Regions from separate parts of the Mus musculus genome. Here region 2 is linked to region 1. The links are chromatin loops, found by intact Hi-C in ENCODE. Cell type or tissue: left cerebral cortex. All regions are shown on one strand.

Evidence for each region. Hi-C counts contacts between places; a loop is a spot of excess contacts. Peaks named below come from ENCODE experiments on the same cell type or tissue, not always from the same donor. Only the 100,000 strongest peaks of a DNase experiment are listed, where the experiment ranks them.
Region 2: it touches region 1 in a loop (8-fold over the local background); 6 of 42 quality-filtered maps call a loop at or near these places.

What each region holds. Positions count from the first base shown.
Region 1 is chrX:99,970,814-99,978,813 of GRCm38, forward strand. Eda (ectodysplasin-A) reads left to right here and starts at 4,793. Exons shown (of 8, transcript NM_001177937.1): 1 at 4,793-5,363. The coding sequence starts at 4,968. In left cerebral cortex, a CTCF peak has its summit at 7,738 (motif pointing left); DNase peaks (open chromatin) are centred at 4,253, 4,602 and 7,750; H3K4me3 peaks cover 1,774 bases.
Region 2 is chrX:99,815,955-99,823,954 of GRCm38, forward strand. Tmem28 (transmembrane protein 28) reads left to right here and starts at 4,210. Exons shown (of 3, transcript NM_001081283.2): 1 at 4,210-5,972. The coding sequence starts at 5,115. In left cerebral cortex, a CTCF peak has its summit at 3,536 (motif pointing right); DNase peaks (open chromatin) are centred at 3,597, 4,199, 5,106, 7,205 and 1 more place; H3K4me3 peaks cover 3,711 bases; H3K27ac peaks cover 735 bases.

The DNA.
Region 1 (8,000 bases):
TAACACCATTCACTAACAGATGGGAAGGTCAAGGCATTCAAGGATGGTCTCAAAGGGGCGTTGTTATTGTTATTGTTGTTCTTCTCCTCCTTCCTCCTCCTTCCCCCTCCTCCTCCCCCTCCTCCTCCTCCTCCTCCTCCTCCTCCTCCTCCTCCTCCTCCTCCTCCTCCTCCTCCTCCTCCTCCTCCTCCTCCTCCTCCTCCTTCTTCTTCTTCTTCTTCTTCTTCTTCTTCTTCTTCTTCTTCTTCTTCTTCTCCTTCTCCTTCTCCTTCTCCTTCTCCTTCTCCTTCTCCTTCTCCTTCTCCTTCTCCTTCTCCTTCTCCTTCTCCTTCTCCTTCTCCTTCTCCTTCTCCTTCTCCCTGAGCAATGGAAGAGTGGCGTTGCCAATGGCTGAACTACAGAATACCAAAGCATAATACATTTTTGGAGAGAAAGCCATACTTTGGCTATGCTGAGTTTGAGGTGTTCATTAGACAGCTACAAAGAAGATGAATACAAAGAAAATGGATACAAGGAAGATGGATATTCACATCAAACAGTCAGTGGAGGGTGGTGAGTACATATGGACTCTATTTCAAAATTTAATACATTTAATACATAAAAGGGGACTAGCATTTGATAAGTACAAACTCTGGAAACTATGTAACTTTTCTGCATTTCTATCATGTCCTTGAGAACTGCTATATGTGGTTACTCTTACTCCCTTTGGGTAAAATCCAATATATATATGGTGTGTGTGTGTGTGTGTGTGTGTGTGTGTGACACTAAGTTTGACAAATAGATTCTGAAGGATGTCATACACCTAATATGTTTCTTTGGAACAATTATAGGGAGGGGCTCCACTGAACTTTTCTGAAGAAGGATGTTTTCTAAAAGGAACTTAATTGTCTTGAATTACTTCTCTGGTAATCCCAGCAACTGTGGCTGACTAAACAGTTATCACTGAAGTGGATCCTGGAGTTCAGGATCATACCCAGAGGAACTTTGTCACCATCTTTTTTTCCCTCAGGACCTACTCACTTTTCTAAACAAAACAAAACAAAAACCAAAAAAACACCACCACCACCCCCTCCAAATCTCCTTAGTTGACTACATTTGCCTCCCTCTCCCTTATGAGGATAGATAAATTTCTAAATCTCATTGCATATTTGACATTCATTTTCTTTCATGTGGATGCCTTTTTGTACATCATACATTTTGCATTCATTTTCTCTCACTAATCTGCCTGCTGTCAGTTTATTTAATAGGCTCAATTACCGAAAGCCCTGAGAGAGTAGAGCAAAACTCTTCCCTCTTCCACACATCCCACTTAAGCACAGCTATCTTACAAAGCATCTCTTCTAAAAGTATATAATGTCATCTCTATTTTCCACACGAGAAAACTGAGGTGGTCTAAGACAAACAACAATCACTTGTATTAAATCAAATAACTGAAATGTAAATAATCTAAGATGAGAATCTATCTCCAAAAGCTCGTAATTCCCCCAGCTACCTGCAATCACTAAGTGCACCATAGTTACCCCTCTGATCTCTATGCCAGTAAAGGGAATGAATATGTACCCCGATTCTTGATTTATCAAGCTTCGAGGAGGTGGGGGATACTTCTGGTTAAAAATACTAGCTTGGGCTAATGTGCAGAGGTATGTGAAGAGAGTGAATTTAGCAATGTGGTAGTATGTCTTCTTTGCAGGTTAGCAAATAATAATGATGGAATATCAGATTATATCCTGGCCAAGGAGCCCATGTAAGCAAGTCAAGAGTCTGACAAGGGCAGAATTGAAAACCAGAGTCCAGGGGGTAGAAAGGTGATATAGAACTTTATTTTTCTGTTTAACACAAAGGGGTAGTTTTAGCTGGGTGTAGCCATATGGGAATGTGGATCTAATGTTAACAGGCCTTGTGATTTGTTTGTTTGTTTGTTTGTTTGTTTGTTTTCATATTTAGAAAAGTAGGAAAGCAGCATTCTAAAAATGTGAAACCTCCAGATTTTTAAATGCTGCAACTGAATTTTCTTTTCAGTTCCAAGTTTTAGCCCATAGTACACCAAACACAACACATCTGTTTGCTGACTGTGGCCCATAGGTTTATCGTTTTAAGACTTATGCTGTAGGGGACAGGGCTCTGTGGAAACAGAGAGGCAAGCTGAAGCAATGCATCAAAACACATACAACATATTAATAAAAAGGGAACTCATGGCCTGAGGTTGTAGCTCAGTGTTAGAATGCCTGCCTACTGAATGTGAAACTTTTAGATTCAATACACAGCACTTCATTAATATAATGATAATTATTATAACCACATGCATTTCTCTCAGCCCCTGGCTCCCTGTGATATTTCTAATGTACATGAAGTCTTATTTTCTGTCTCTTGGGAATCAAAATGATGTGCTAGGTCAAATGCAGTTCTGAAGGCTTCTAGAGGCAATGGTGCAAAGGGAGTCTTTCTTGGTCCAGTTATTAGAGAAAGGGCCATGGTAGGATGGCGCATCAGATGAAGGCCTTTGCTGCTCTACAGTCACAAATCTGATGACCTGACTTTGATCCTGGGAACTTATGCAAAGGTGGAAAGTGAAAACAAATTCCACAAAGTTGTCCTCTGACCTCCTCCTGTGCTCAGTGGCATGTGATGCCCTCCCCCCACCTCTCTCTCTCACACACACAGTGATAAATTAAAAAAAAAAGTTGGTAGACCATGGGAAGCAGGAACCAGTAAGACCCCTCCATCATCACCATTCACGACCACTCCCACCATCACCAGGAGATGGATGTCATTTATTTCCCTCTCATTTTAGAGGAAGGAAAGATAGCCTCTTTAAATTGTGTGAGCAGTAAAGTCAACACAGCCAGTGATGAGGCTGATAAGGAACAATGTAATAGCTGTTACAGTTTAAACCCTTCATCTTCTAGTTGGAGAAACCAAGCTAGTGTTTCCCCCACTCCCTCTGCTCACAGTGACCCAACAAACTAGTGCTAGGGTGACGCCTCCTGACTTCTGGTCTAGCATTCTTTCCAATAATCCTGGCTGTGATAATTAAGGTAAATCAGCTTGGCGGTTTTCCTAGCATCTAGAATTCCTGGTCTGGACAAGTAGTTCTTGAGAGCCGCTGTTGCAAGCTTTTCTTTTCCCCCTTATCTGTGTGATGATGAGATCCTGTGCAAACGTCCAGTTTCATTCGTAAAGGTTAAAAAGAGGACAAAAAGATGTTTATTCTGAAGCACTGAGGCCATGCACTAGGCTATGAAAGAAAGCCTGTCTGTGGCTGATATATTTAAAGCTTATGACCCCTGTGCTCTGTGCACTGACCTCCCCACCATATGCTTTTGGTTTTGTTTCTCTTTTGTCTCCTTTCTACACTCTTATGTGTTTTTCTTCTCCCTTATGAGCATAGGTCTTAGGCCTAGCCTTAAGTGCTCCGGCGCACCACTGAGCCTCCTCAGTGGCTTTTACTACGCTTGCTTCAAGTTAATAAAATTGCTAATTATTCATTTCTCAATTACATGGAAATGAGTGTACCTACTGGGTAAAAAAAAAAGTGGCTGCTTGCTCTGCTACAGTTATTTAGTTCTCTAAAATTTGAGACTACTAACACTTGTCAATTGTGACTCTTGACAACTAATCTTTTCCATCCTTCATTTCCAGGTCTATTGTTCTGACATTTGCCATTTTCCCCCCTCTGACCCTGTTTCTGATTGGTGCAGCTGTTGAAGATGCTGCCGTTGCAGCAGTGTACATCTGGAACATTTGGCTGACTTGTTGAACTTACCCCAGGGAGTACTCCAGGGGAAGCATGGGAAGGGTGGAGAGGCCAGAACAGTTGCCTGCGAATACAGATGCCAATAGTGTCTGGCCATGCTGTGGACCACCCCTGTAAAAATTCACCTCATCATGACCCTCAGTTTCCCCACCTGCTCCTCGAAGGCTCAAGTTCTTCCAAAACTTGTGCAGCTCTGGAAAAAGATAAACTTTTGCCTGAGGGTTCTCTCACACGGTACTTTCTGCACTGTGAAAGGGATCAATGCATATCTGTTGAATGAATTACTATATCAAGAAATCCTAGGAAACGGTTTTAGCCTTCAACGGACAGCATCACTTCAGTTTTACTTGGCACTAGGCACCCTCTCTATGCCCTCAGACTGTGCCCCAAGACTCATTTTAGGAGTGAGGTTGCCCTGTTCCCAGTCTGTTTGGCTCCCAGGCTCCTAGGTCTCCTTTTCTTCTGGCGAGCCATTGAATTGCAAACACAGCAGGCATGGTTTCATTCCAAACCCTGAACTGTTTTAATTAGTTTAACGTCTGTTAAACGCTTTGAAGATTGAAAGCAACAGATAAGTACTGGATGATGTTATTAGCAACTGCAGTTAATTGCAAACATTTCTATTAATGCTAGTTTCTGCCTCCTTTTCTTTTCTCCACGTTCTTTCCAAGGTTCCCAAATTCTTCTCAGCCTCCCCCTCCTGCCCTCCCCCATAGCGGCGCTGAAGGGTTAAACCGGGGTGGAGTCTAGAGATGAACGACAGCCGCCCTCACCAACTGCAACGGGGCAAGCGGGAAGAGCTGGGTGGGGCTGCCAGGCAGAGGTGAACCCCCACGCCCCCAGGCCCCGCCCCACGGCTGGAGGCCCGAGTGGAACGGCAGGGGGCGGGGCAGCCAGGCCTGGCGGGCCCGTGGTTGGGCGTCCCGGCCGCCCCTTGAGGCATGGGGCGGGGTAGGTGAGGACCTCCTCCCTCATTCCCTCTCTGGCCGCGCCGCCCCTCTCGCCCGCCCCTCCTCCTCCCTTTCCCACCCCTCGGAGTGGAGCTGCACATGCGGCTGCTCCCTGTTCTGTCCCGCCCAGCCACCGTCGCTCAGGAACGGGTCCCTGCAGCCCCCAGCCGATGGCAGGACAGTAGTCGCCTGTCAGGGGTCGTGAAGGACTGAGGCAGAGGCAGAGGCTCCCGGGCCTCAGATAGTGGTTGTCTCTGGAGGCCATGGGCTACCCAGAGGTAGAGCGCAGGGAACCCCTGCCTGCGGCAGCGCCAAGGGAGCGGGGCAGCCAGGGCTGCGGCTGTCGCGGGGCCCCTGCTCGGGCGGGCGAAGGGAACAGCTGCCGGCTCTTCCTGGGTTTCTTTGGCCTCTCGCTGGCCCTCCACCTGCTGACGCTGTGCTGCTACCTAGAGTTGCGGTCCGAATTGCGGCGGGAACGGGGAACCGAGTCCCGCCTCGGTGGCCCGGGTGCTCCTGGCACCTCTGGCACCCTAAGCAGCCCTGGGAGCCTCGACCCGGTGGGTCCCATCACCCGCCACCTGGGGCAGCCGTCCTTTCAACAGCAGCCTTTGGAACCGGGAGAAGATCCACTCCCCCCTGACTCCCAGGACCGGCACCAGGTGAGTCACCTAGGAGGGGCGGCGGCCTTGGAGGCCCCCTCCCCTGCTCGGTTGGGCGGGGGCCTGGGCCTCAGGGCTCAGGGGACTCTGCCACTCAGAGCCAAGTTCCAGGGCAGGAGCTGGGAGTGGGCCGGAGTGCTGGGGAGAGGTTGTCCAGGTCAGGTTGTTCTCGGTTCCTGCCTTGGCTCATCCAGACCCTCTCCGGTCCCGTGGAGTTGGAAAGCCCAGCCTGCACGCGCCGCCCCCGGGGAGGTGTGGGCTGCTTAGCGAAAAGTTGGCCTGCCTTGCACCCATCCGGGCGCGGAGGTGCCTGCGCCGCCCCCGTGGCCGTCTAACGGCGAGCAGCTTGGCCCCTCGTGCCCCCTGGTGAGTTTCTCTGCCCGTGGTGCTTGTTTCTTCGTGTCCCGAGCTGATGCCAGCACTAGCAGGCTCCTCTTTGGAGTTGGAGCTGTAAACAGCTGTACTAACTGTTCCACGCCCGTTGAAACAACTTTTAACCATACTTTCAGCGCTGGATTCTTGTGCGCTGACCAGGACCTGAGCTTTTTTCACACTTACCTGCAACTTGAGACGGATTCTCTTCTGCGTTCTAGTTAGGATCAGCGCCCCTGAGGAATTCTGGTAGAAATATGCCGTCTTGCTAGACAACTTCTGAACAGCAATTTAAAAAATCTATGGAAATAAAACTCACCCTTTGCATGCCGGTTCTGACACTCTTGTAGATGGAGTTGGGTGCAGTGGGTGTGAAGAGTTTTCATTATTGCTGCCTTTGGAACAGGAAGTTGGATTTTTGTTTTGTTTTGATAATCTTTAGAGGGTTTGTATCTCTTTTAGCAAACCATTATCGTAGTTGTTTTTCTTACTCGTTATTCCAGCAAATTTAGTGTACTTGATATTAAGTCTTCCTGTGGTTTCCATAGCTGTCTCACACTTGAATCTTAGGCAGAACATCCAAGAATCTTTTTGAGGTGGTTAAAGATTAATGGTGAATTTGTAACTTCTGGAGAAAACGACACTTTGTGTAAGTAAGCTACTTGAGGTGAGACATGGAAGCCTTCTGTACTTGGTGCTATACCCATAGTTATTGTCACAACTCTTTAAACATTATTTGTGTTGCTTTGACTTTCCAAGTTGTACACTTTAGAGGTGTCACATTCATAATAATACTCTAGTGTCAGAACACACACTTTCTCTTCTTTTCCTTTCTCTCTCTGTGTCTCTCTTCCTTCCTTTCTTTCTTAACAATGTGCTTTGTAAAATTGCTTCAGACCTAAAATGTCTTTCAAAGACACTCAAATTTATATAACTGCGTATCAAAGAAGAGAATCAGTAGACGGGCTTCTCATACTTGAAATTTTAAACACCGGGGCTAAATGACAATGAATTAGGACTCTGGGTCTTTTATTTACTACCCCCCTCCAGGATCCTAGTAGAGGTACTTAGCAGCTGCACCTTGATATTCTCTCTCTCTCTCTCTCTCTCTCTCTCTCTCTCTCTCTGTATGTACACACACACACACACACACACACACACACACACACTCACTCAAAAGAAATCAGGAAATTACTCAAATGGTGGTCAAGGATTTTTGGCAATCAGGATGGACAGAGCGCTGGTTAGAGATTGTGGGACAGCAGTATACTAGAGCTTCTGTGATGGCATGGGACTCTCACAGCTTTGCAATGGCCTTTAGTTGCTTACATCAGATGTAGCAAAAATACTTATGTGTTTCAGCACAGCTTCTTATCTGCTATCCTTTAGTCTATTTTAGTCTATGGGGCAGTCAAAGCAATGATACCAGTTCTTTACATTCATTAGCATTAATTGGAATTTATGTTTTCCAGATTTGTAAGGTACCTCCTGAATCTATTTTATTGATTCCTTTGGAGAACATACAGGCCTCAAGGGAGAAGTAAGTGGCCCAAGATATCCTAGCTTGAGTCAAAACTAGGATGAAGGTGCTCTGCCATCCTCCAGTTTAGTACACAGTCCTCCATAATATAGTGTCTACTGAGAAACTTTGTTTTTGAGGGGGGCGATGAAGGGACAACAGGTTGAAACTCCATAGTAGGCTTTTTACAAAATGAGAGGCTCAGATCTGTGTCACTTTGTTCTGCTCTAACTAATTTTGACCAGACTAAGTTTAATCACATATTCCTTATTCATCTTGAATTTCACTTTCAGGAGAATTTTAGCCCACTGAAGACATTTTATCCCAGATTCAACTAATTTGTTTTGGTGATATTAGCCTTAGCATATACACAAACAAACAAACAAATATATAAATGAATGAGTAAATAAATAAAGGAAAAGTTGATTGGCTAATTGATTTACATTGCTGTGCTATATCTTGGGTAACATTTCTAGTGCCCTGCTGCACCCTCTGCTGGTTTTTCGGTGACATTTAATCGTAGGTAGTATCTGCTGACAGTCAAAATTCTAAGTTGTGCTGACAGATTCTGATTCATAAATAAGGAAGTGAATAACCTTGTGGGACTTGGCCATGTAGGTCTTATTTTATATTTTAGTTTTTCAACATAAGCAGATGTTGTTACAGCAAACCTTGTATGCAGAGGACTAGAAACAAAGCCAGCATCTTCCAGTGGGTACTATACTTGGGTTTCCTACCAACATATT
Region 2 (8,000 bases), 150 kb before region 1:
CTAACCAGTACCCCGGAGCTCTTGACTCCAGCTGCATATGTATCAAAAGATGGCCTATTCGGCCATCACTGGAAAGAGAGGCCCATTGGAATGCAAACTTTATATGCCCCAGTACAGGGGAATGCCAGGGCCAAAAAGTGGGAGTGGGTGGGTAGGGGAGTAGGGGGGAGGGTATGGGGGACTTTTGGGATAGCATTGAAAATGTAAATGAGGAAAGTACCTAATAAAAAATAAAAAAATAAGGAATGTGTATTAAAGATACCACTGAACTGCCACCGTGTCACTAGATCAAGGAAGTTTTGTTAAATGAAGAAAACGAATCTGTTTAAGCTGCAACTGTAGATTTGCTTATTATTTGTGGCCAAAGAAATCTCTAACTGGAACAGAGTAATAACAGAAAAGCTAAAGATCCAAATGAAGGACAACCATGACTCTTTAAATCAAAAGAAAGGACTACTTAGAACTATACATATACAATTGGGCCTGCCAGGAGCCTTCTGCAGTGGGGCTAAGGTTCAGGGTCAGTACTTTCTGTAGATGGTAGGCTTGGGTCTTGCTAGGATATAGGTAGGTATGAAGCTGGGACTTGGGTATAGGATGTGAGTTAGAAGAAGTGGAGGATGAGGCAGAGGGTCAGGAAAGGAGAACAAACTCAGACCAGTAGCAAAGACTGATGCTGTATTCCAAGTAGGGAGTTGGAGAAAGCTGGGTTTACTTTAAGCCTTCTCATCTTAGTGTAGGTGTGGGCTATAGATAGAAGAAAAATTCCTCAGACCTTGGAATAGACAGTGCCCCCAATGGGATACAGTCAGAGCCTGACAACCTTTAACTCAAGGTGTGCTTAAGCCATCTTGTCATTCTTCTTAGATTCACCCTTCCTTGCACACTCTTCCTTCCTGCTTTTGCCGGTGACTTTTAAACACCTGGCTTTAATAGAAGGCCTCCTGTGTATCCACACTGGTATCTTTAAAGAGTTCCCACTTAGTTTTCTTCCTATTGTCAGTATTTTACCATGGAAACCTTCCTTTCCCTTCTCCCTCTACTCCAAGTTGTCTTCTCTCTGGTCTAGTTAGAATGTGTGCTTCCTGGGTAGTGTATGCCCCCTCAGACAAGACTGGCCTTTAGCCCCTTGTCTCTGCTTGGGGTGCAGATGGAAAGCAAGAGTTAGGGAGAAGTTTGGCTGGAGCCTAGCAGTGGTACAGAGGAGTGTGCCGCTCCAGTCCCCCTTTTCACCTTAGCTTCTTTGTTCTAGCAGAGGCCAAGGCTTTCCACACCCCCATTTCACTTCCAGTGTCATCTAGAGTGAGAATGAGGTCCTCCTCTGGTTGCTAGCATGCTACCACTTCTCCTTTGTTTGCGCCAGGTGCTGTGTGGGCAAGTCATTGTGATATTGGACTCCTGTGATAAATGGGCCTCTGTGAGACACATTTCACCTTAAAGAGGGAGTCTTGCCTGAATGACTTCTCACAGAATGCTCCAGAGGTACTCAGAGATGATAGCCTAGGCCAGGCAGGCTGCTCTTTCCAATGGTGAGAAAGGGTATCAATCATTGCGGGCCAGCCAATCAGTTTTTAACCAAGCATACTAGCCTTCTTTGTTAAACACAACTCAGAAATCTTCCAAAGACTAAATAAAGAATGGCTCTTCAAAGACTCCCTAGGTGGCCAGGAGGAGGCCTGTTAGTGTCACTAATGGAGATCTCTAGCTTCACCTTCCTCTCTCACAGAACTGTCTCCACTCCTTACTCTTAAGTCAGTCCTAGATCCTTTCAATTATACCTCTTTCATTTTCCTCCTATATCATTTCTTCTCCCACCTCAGCTGATGCTACCATTGTCCAGTCCTAAACAGTCTCCCAACCCATCTCCCTGCCTCCAGTCTTGGCCCCTCCAATGCAGTCTTCATGCCTTAGCTAAATCAATCCTTTGGAAATACAAACCTGGTCATGGTATCTTTTCTCAAGAATCTTCCAATCTCTTCTATAGATCCAGGGACCCATGATTAGGTCCCTGCCAAATGCTCAGCTTCCATTTTAGCACTGGTTCCACTTTACACCTAGCCACAGCAAACTACATTGTAGGTTTCTAAACAGGCTTTTCCTGTCTTCGATTCTACACCCTTACACATGACTTCCCTTCTCCTGAGACAGCCTTCATACACACTTCCTCTACTTTCTGTTTAGCCAAGACCCACTTATCCCATACCACTTCAACTAACCTCTTTTTACCCCAGGGCACATATTGTACTTGGGTCTCTATCACTGGTACCTAGTATAGTGCATGGAATTTGATGCATTTTCAAGCAGATATTTGCCACCTGACCTGGCTATGGGCAAAATTGTCTCCGAGGAAATTTTCAGAGTCGACCAGTCCATCTCTCTATAGAAGGGAGATCTCTCATCGATACCATTGTTTTGTATTAGGCTATAATCCCTTCCTTCCTGTGACATGTCTGCTTCCCCAATTCAACTGTAAGCACTTCCATAGCAAGGCTATACCTGGACAATTGCAACACCCTATGCTGGTCCAGGGAGTGCTTAAATATAATGAATGACTAGGCCTCTTGAATGTCTCACCATTTCCCCCCTTTTTGCTATAGCTTGCTTTTCCTTGCCTCTAAAGTCTAAAACTATTACACTTACAAACATATATGTCTACTTTCTACCCCTGAAAAATTTTCTCTCCTGTTTCTTTTATCTGGAATGCCCTCACTCACCCACCCAATTCTGCTATTTCTTTAGTAACCAGCTACACCATCCCCCACACTCAGATTTCCAAGCATCCTTTGCAATTTAGCACTGAGTAGTGCTAACAGTCCCTACCCATCTCATTTAGCCCTTGGCATTCCCTCATGCTGTCAAGAAGAAAACATAGAACAGATTCTTTCAGGGCACAAAGCCTGGTCAGTTTAGAAGTGTTACTTGAACCTACATCCTCTACCCATGAATTCCATTAGCCAGTATATAATTCTCATTTCCGTATTCGGAGAACTGTAGTTTCCTTTAAGACAGGCCTGTGTCTTCTACTCCTTCATCTTTCTAAGGCCTTCCTGACACTGTAGAGAGGTCTAGGGTCAGACTCCCTGGGTTTCTGTCAGGATGCACCGGTTATCTGAGACGGTTTAAAGACACTAAATTTCAGCTTCCTCGCATGCAAATGAAGACAACGCTAACATCTATCTCATAAGGTTGATGAGATCAGAAGACTAAAGCAAATTAAAGTGCCAAGTGCAGTATCTAGCAAGTTCTATGTGTGTTCAATAAAGGTTCTTTTTCCATTGTTATGATTAGTAACAAATCCCTGGGAGAGTAGTTTGTTCAAAACTATTACGGAAGAGTTGCAGCGGAAAAAGGGAATGCAAAAAGGAAGTATACCACAGGAGCAATCTGAGATGTTTGTGGAGTCCAAACAAGGTTAGTAGCGCGGCAGGACATTTGTATGTCCGAGTTCCTAGAGCCATGTGACTCTAAGAGCCAGGAGCGCATGGTTCCACCCGGCACAGCTTCCCTAACTCTGGCGCTCAGCTATTCTCAGCAGCCTGTAGGGGGAGCCAGGAAGCTAGGACGGGTTTTGGGGGGAGGCTGCTGGAAATCTTCCTAAGGGCAAAAACGACACCCCACCACTACTACCGGTCTTAGTGCACTGCCTTGCCTCCCTCAGGACGCACTCAGAGCTCAGTCCCCTTCTACAGCTAAACTGGGAGCTGTCCTTCAGCACCAGGGGCAGTCTTGGCCTCAGGCAGGACAGTGAGAGCGTTAGCGGAGTTAGGGACTCTGGACCGGTCCTATCCGCAACCGGCTTTAGTGTCCCCTAGTCCTGAGGACGAGGGCGAGGCTACCCAGAGAGGTAGCAAGAACCTAAGGAGATGCCCCCTGCTTCTTAGAATCACCCTCAGAAGTCCCTTAGCCCTCGGGGGGGAGCGAGGGGCGGTCCTGGGAAGGGAGGCGAGCGGTCGCTTGGTGGGGGAGGGGGAGCGCCAGGCCTGGGACTCTGCGTGTGGCGTGTGCACACGGGGAGCGGTCGGGTGAACGGAGGCGCCGAAGTGAATGGAGTTGGGGGTGGACTGGAAACATCCCCAAACAGCACAGGCTGCGGCCGGCGGGGGCTGGGGTTGGGGAGGGGGGAGTCCTGAGGCGCAGGCGCAGTCGGGGCCCCAGTCCCGCTCCCTCCTCCTCCCGGTGCCTCTTTCTCCGCCCTGCTCCCCCCCAAACACACTCGCACACGGGCTCTCAAGGTGTTCTCCGCACAGCGGAAGATGGCGACAGACTGAGGGGGCATGGCCAGCGGGAGCCACGGGGCCATGCCTTTGGGCGGCCGCCACAGCGGGGCGAAGCAGAGGCGGAAGCGAGAGGCGCACTAAGTAAAGCCGGGCGTCCGCGTCCGGCGTCTGTGGCGCTGCGGGGAGCCAGGTGGCCCGCCCGAGCCGGAACTCCGGGAGCCGCGGGTGCGGAGCCAGAGCGGAGCCGGCCCGGGACCGGCCCCAGCGGACTGCCAGAGCGCGAGGGAAGCCCGAAGGGCCGGCGGCGGACCGGCCGGCCGGCCTAGGAGGGCACGAGCGAGGCGGGGAGCTGCACGGAGCGGGCAGCGGGCAGCGGGCAGACGGGCGGGAGAGGAGCGGCGCGGGCGAGGGGAGCGGAGTGGAGCGCGGCGGGGCCCGCACGGCGGCGCTGAGGGGCGCAGAGCCGCGCCGAGCCGAGACGGACGGCCAGAGCAGAGTGCGAGCCAGGGGGCCGGGGGCGCGGAGTGAAGTGGCGCGGAGCCCGGGGTAGCGGAGGGGCCCGACACCATGAGGAGTGCGGCGCCGCCGCCGCAGCCGCCACCGCCCCAGTGCCCCGCACCGCCCCCCGCCGGGACGCCGGGCTGCGCCTAGCGGGCCGGGCGGCGGCGCCCCGGCTGCCAGCAGGGGAGCGCGGGAGGGGCGCGGGGACGGCCCGAGAGCGCCCCGCCACAACGGCCTGAGCGGGGCCCCGGGCCGGCCGGCCTGCCTAGCCATGCGGCCCCCGAGGTAAAGCCTGGACGGCGCTGAGGAGCGCGGTGCGGTGCGCAGCCCGCCCTCCCGAGACGGCCGTCCGGCCTCGCGCCTGCCTACTCCCTCCAGCCCGGACCCCCCTGAAATATGTTCAGGGGCGCTTGGATGTGGCCCGGGAAAGACGCCGCCGCGCTGACTATCTGCTGCTGCTGCTGCTGCTGGGCTCCCAGGCAGAGCGACAAACCTTGCGCCGATTCGGAGCGGGCGCAGCGATGGCGACTGTCCCTGGCGTCCCTGCTCTTCTTCACCGTGCTGCTCGCTGACCATCTGTGGCTGTGCGCGGGGGCCCGGCCCCGGGCCAGGGAGCTGAGCAGCGCCATGCGGCCGCCCTGGGGGGCCGGCCGCGAGCGGCAGCCGGTACCTCCTCGCGCGGTGCTGCCGCCGCCGCCGCCGTCGCCTGGCGAGCCCAGCGCGTCCTCGGGCACCTGCGGCCCGCGATACAGCAACCTGACCAAAGCCGCCCCTGCAGCCGGCTCCGGGCCGGTCTGCAACGGCGTCCCAGAGCCCACCGGGCTGGACGCAGCTTGCACCAAATTGGAATCTTTGCAGAGACTTTTCGAACCGACCACCCCGGCTCCCCCTCTGCGGCCCCCTGACTCCCCTTCCCGTGCCCCGGAGTTCCCCTCCGCCAAAAAAAACTTGCTCAAAGGCCACTTTCGGAACTTCACTCTCTCCTTTTGCGACACCTACACAGTCTGGGACTTGCTGCTTGGCATGGACCGCCCCGACAGCCTGGACTGCAGTTTGGACACCCTGCTGGGGGATCTACTGGCCGTAGTGGCCAGCCCGGGCTCTGGGACCTGGGAGGCATGTAGCAATTGCATAGAGGCATACCAGCGACTGGATCGACATGCTCAGGAAAAATATGATGAGTTCGACCTCGTGCTGCATAAATACTTACAGGCAGAAGAGTACTCTATCCGGTCCTGCACGAAAGGCTGCAAGGTAGGGATTGGTGACCTACGCCACAATAGCTGCCTGGCCAGAGGTAGTTTCTGTGTCAGTGGGACCAGAAAAAAATAAAGGTCTCCCTCTCCACCCCCCACCCCCCCCTACGGCTCCCACCATTCCCAGTGTAGTACTGTGTCACCCTGTACCCCTCCCTAGAGAGGGAGCTACAGAGATAGATTCAGGTCAACTTCTGTGAGTTTAAGGTTCGAACATTTTAAGGCTGGAGCCTCCTGGTACACTGCTTCCTGTATGAGGGGGAAGTGGGGCCCTTGGCTGGCAAAGTGGTAGCAGGAGAGTCTGTGTTCCCCAGTCTCCTGTTTGGCTCTGAACCCCACTCCTGGACTAGAATTAGCCCTGGGACTGGCTGTGGAAAGATTAGGGGGTGTTCAAAAGACAGGGGGAAGAATATTTGACTGCCTAATCCTCATCCTTTAGTTCCTGCCAATTGATGAAAGGCCAGGCCACGCCTGGTGACAGGGTACACTGACCACACTGTTGACCTTATATGACCTGAGATTGCTGGCCAGATCCTAAGTAGGGGAGTCCAGGGATGCCTGTCTTCTCATAAGGAGGGAACCTGTAGGCTTCAGTCTTCTGAGGAAAGAAGGCTGGGAAAGCAGGGCTTATCAGCTCTTGGAAGGGCCATGGAAGGTTGGTGCATTACAAAACTCGCAGTGCTCCAGGGTGATGATAGGAAAACCTGGCTTTCTGGCTGCTAGGGATGGGCGTCTAGACGAAATTAGAGAGTAGGTAACTGTAAAAGGGACCTTCCTAGGAAAGAATTGAGTGTTGAGAAATTTCTTGACCCTCAGTAGGGTTGCTCTGTATAATAATAGGTAGGTGGGGCTATACACATTTTAGGGCCTGAATCTACTTCCCTGTTTTTCCTGCCTGGCCAGGTGGCCTGCTTTGGGGGCAAAGAAAAAACAGCAAGGTCAAAAGGTCAAGTGACAATGAGACCAGGTAGATGTCACACTTTCTGGAGCTCGGGGCTGTAGGCTAGAGTGAGACAGTTACCTCCTGGTGTAGAACATCTCCCTTCAAGGCCTTGAGAAAGGGTGGCAAGTGCCTCTTTCCAGCAAGCATTGCTCCTGTGGACTTGTGCAAGGTTCTGCTGTTGTCTATGGCCCCGTTGGGAATTTGTGGTGGAGGAGTGGGGAGGAAAGGGGTAGCTCGTCCACCCTGACTTCACTTTCTCCTTCTCCCTTTTCCTATTCTCGTAACCTAGCAGTCTCCTCCCGCCTCACTCAGCCTCAGCTGACTCACTGCTTCACTCACACTACCAAATGAGATATTCCACTTCTTAAAGGTGTACAGACAGAGAGACAAACACATCCAGCCATGCACCGTTAGCAAGACTCTGGACGAAGTCCTACAGAGGAACGGAGAGGTTGTCACTTTCATAAACAGTGCTGTGGAAGCAGGCGCCATGTCACATGCATCTCCCTGTGGTGTCAGAGACATGCAATCACATGAAGAAAGACACATTTTGCCATACAGAGGTAGAGGTACATACTCTAATTGCCTGTCAAGGATGCACGTCCTCAGTGAGAGCAGAGGGCTCCTAGCAGACAGAATAAAGGCTATCTATATTTTGTGGTTCCCCTCTCCAAGCCCATGGCCACAACTGTTCTTTTGTCAGTCTCCAGAATGAATGAAAACCATGGCACAACTTTTCTATGGGGGTTTTCTCCACGTTATAGTCAGATCCAGGCTCCTTCTGACCCCACACTAAATCTCTCACATTGATTGCTGATAGAGAGCAGTTTGATGTCTGGGAAGGCAGAGGTTCTCTCGGCTTCTGGAGGTCTTATCTCATCTGTTGAGGGCTTGTTAGCAGTTTGCTCTCAGGCATGTTTTCTTTGCCTCCTCTAAGCTTTCATTTCCTCATTTGTAAAACAGGAAAAATATCCTTTCCCTGCCCAAGTTCTGAGTGTTTTGTGAGCTGGAAGTGGGGATGCATGATGGGTAGCATTTTGTGGTAGGAATTTTACACCTGGCATAAATTACTATTTAGGGGTT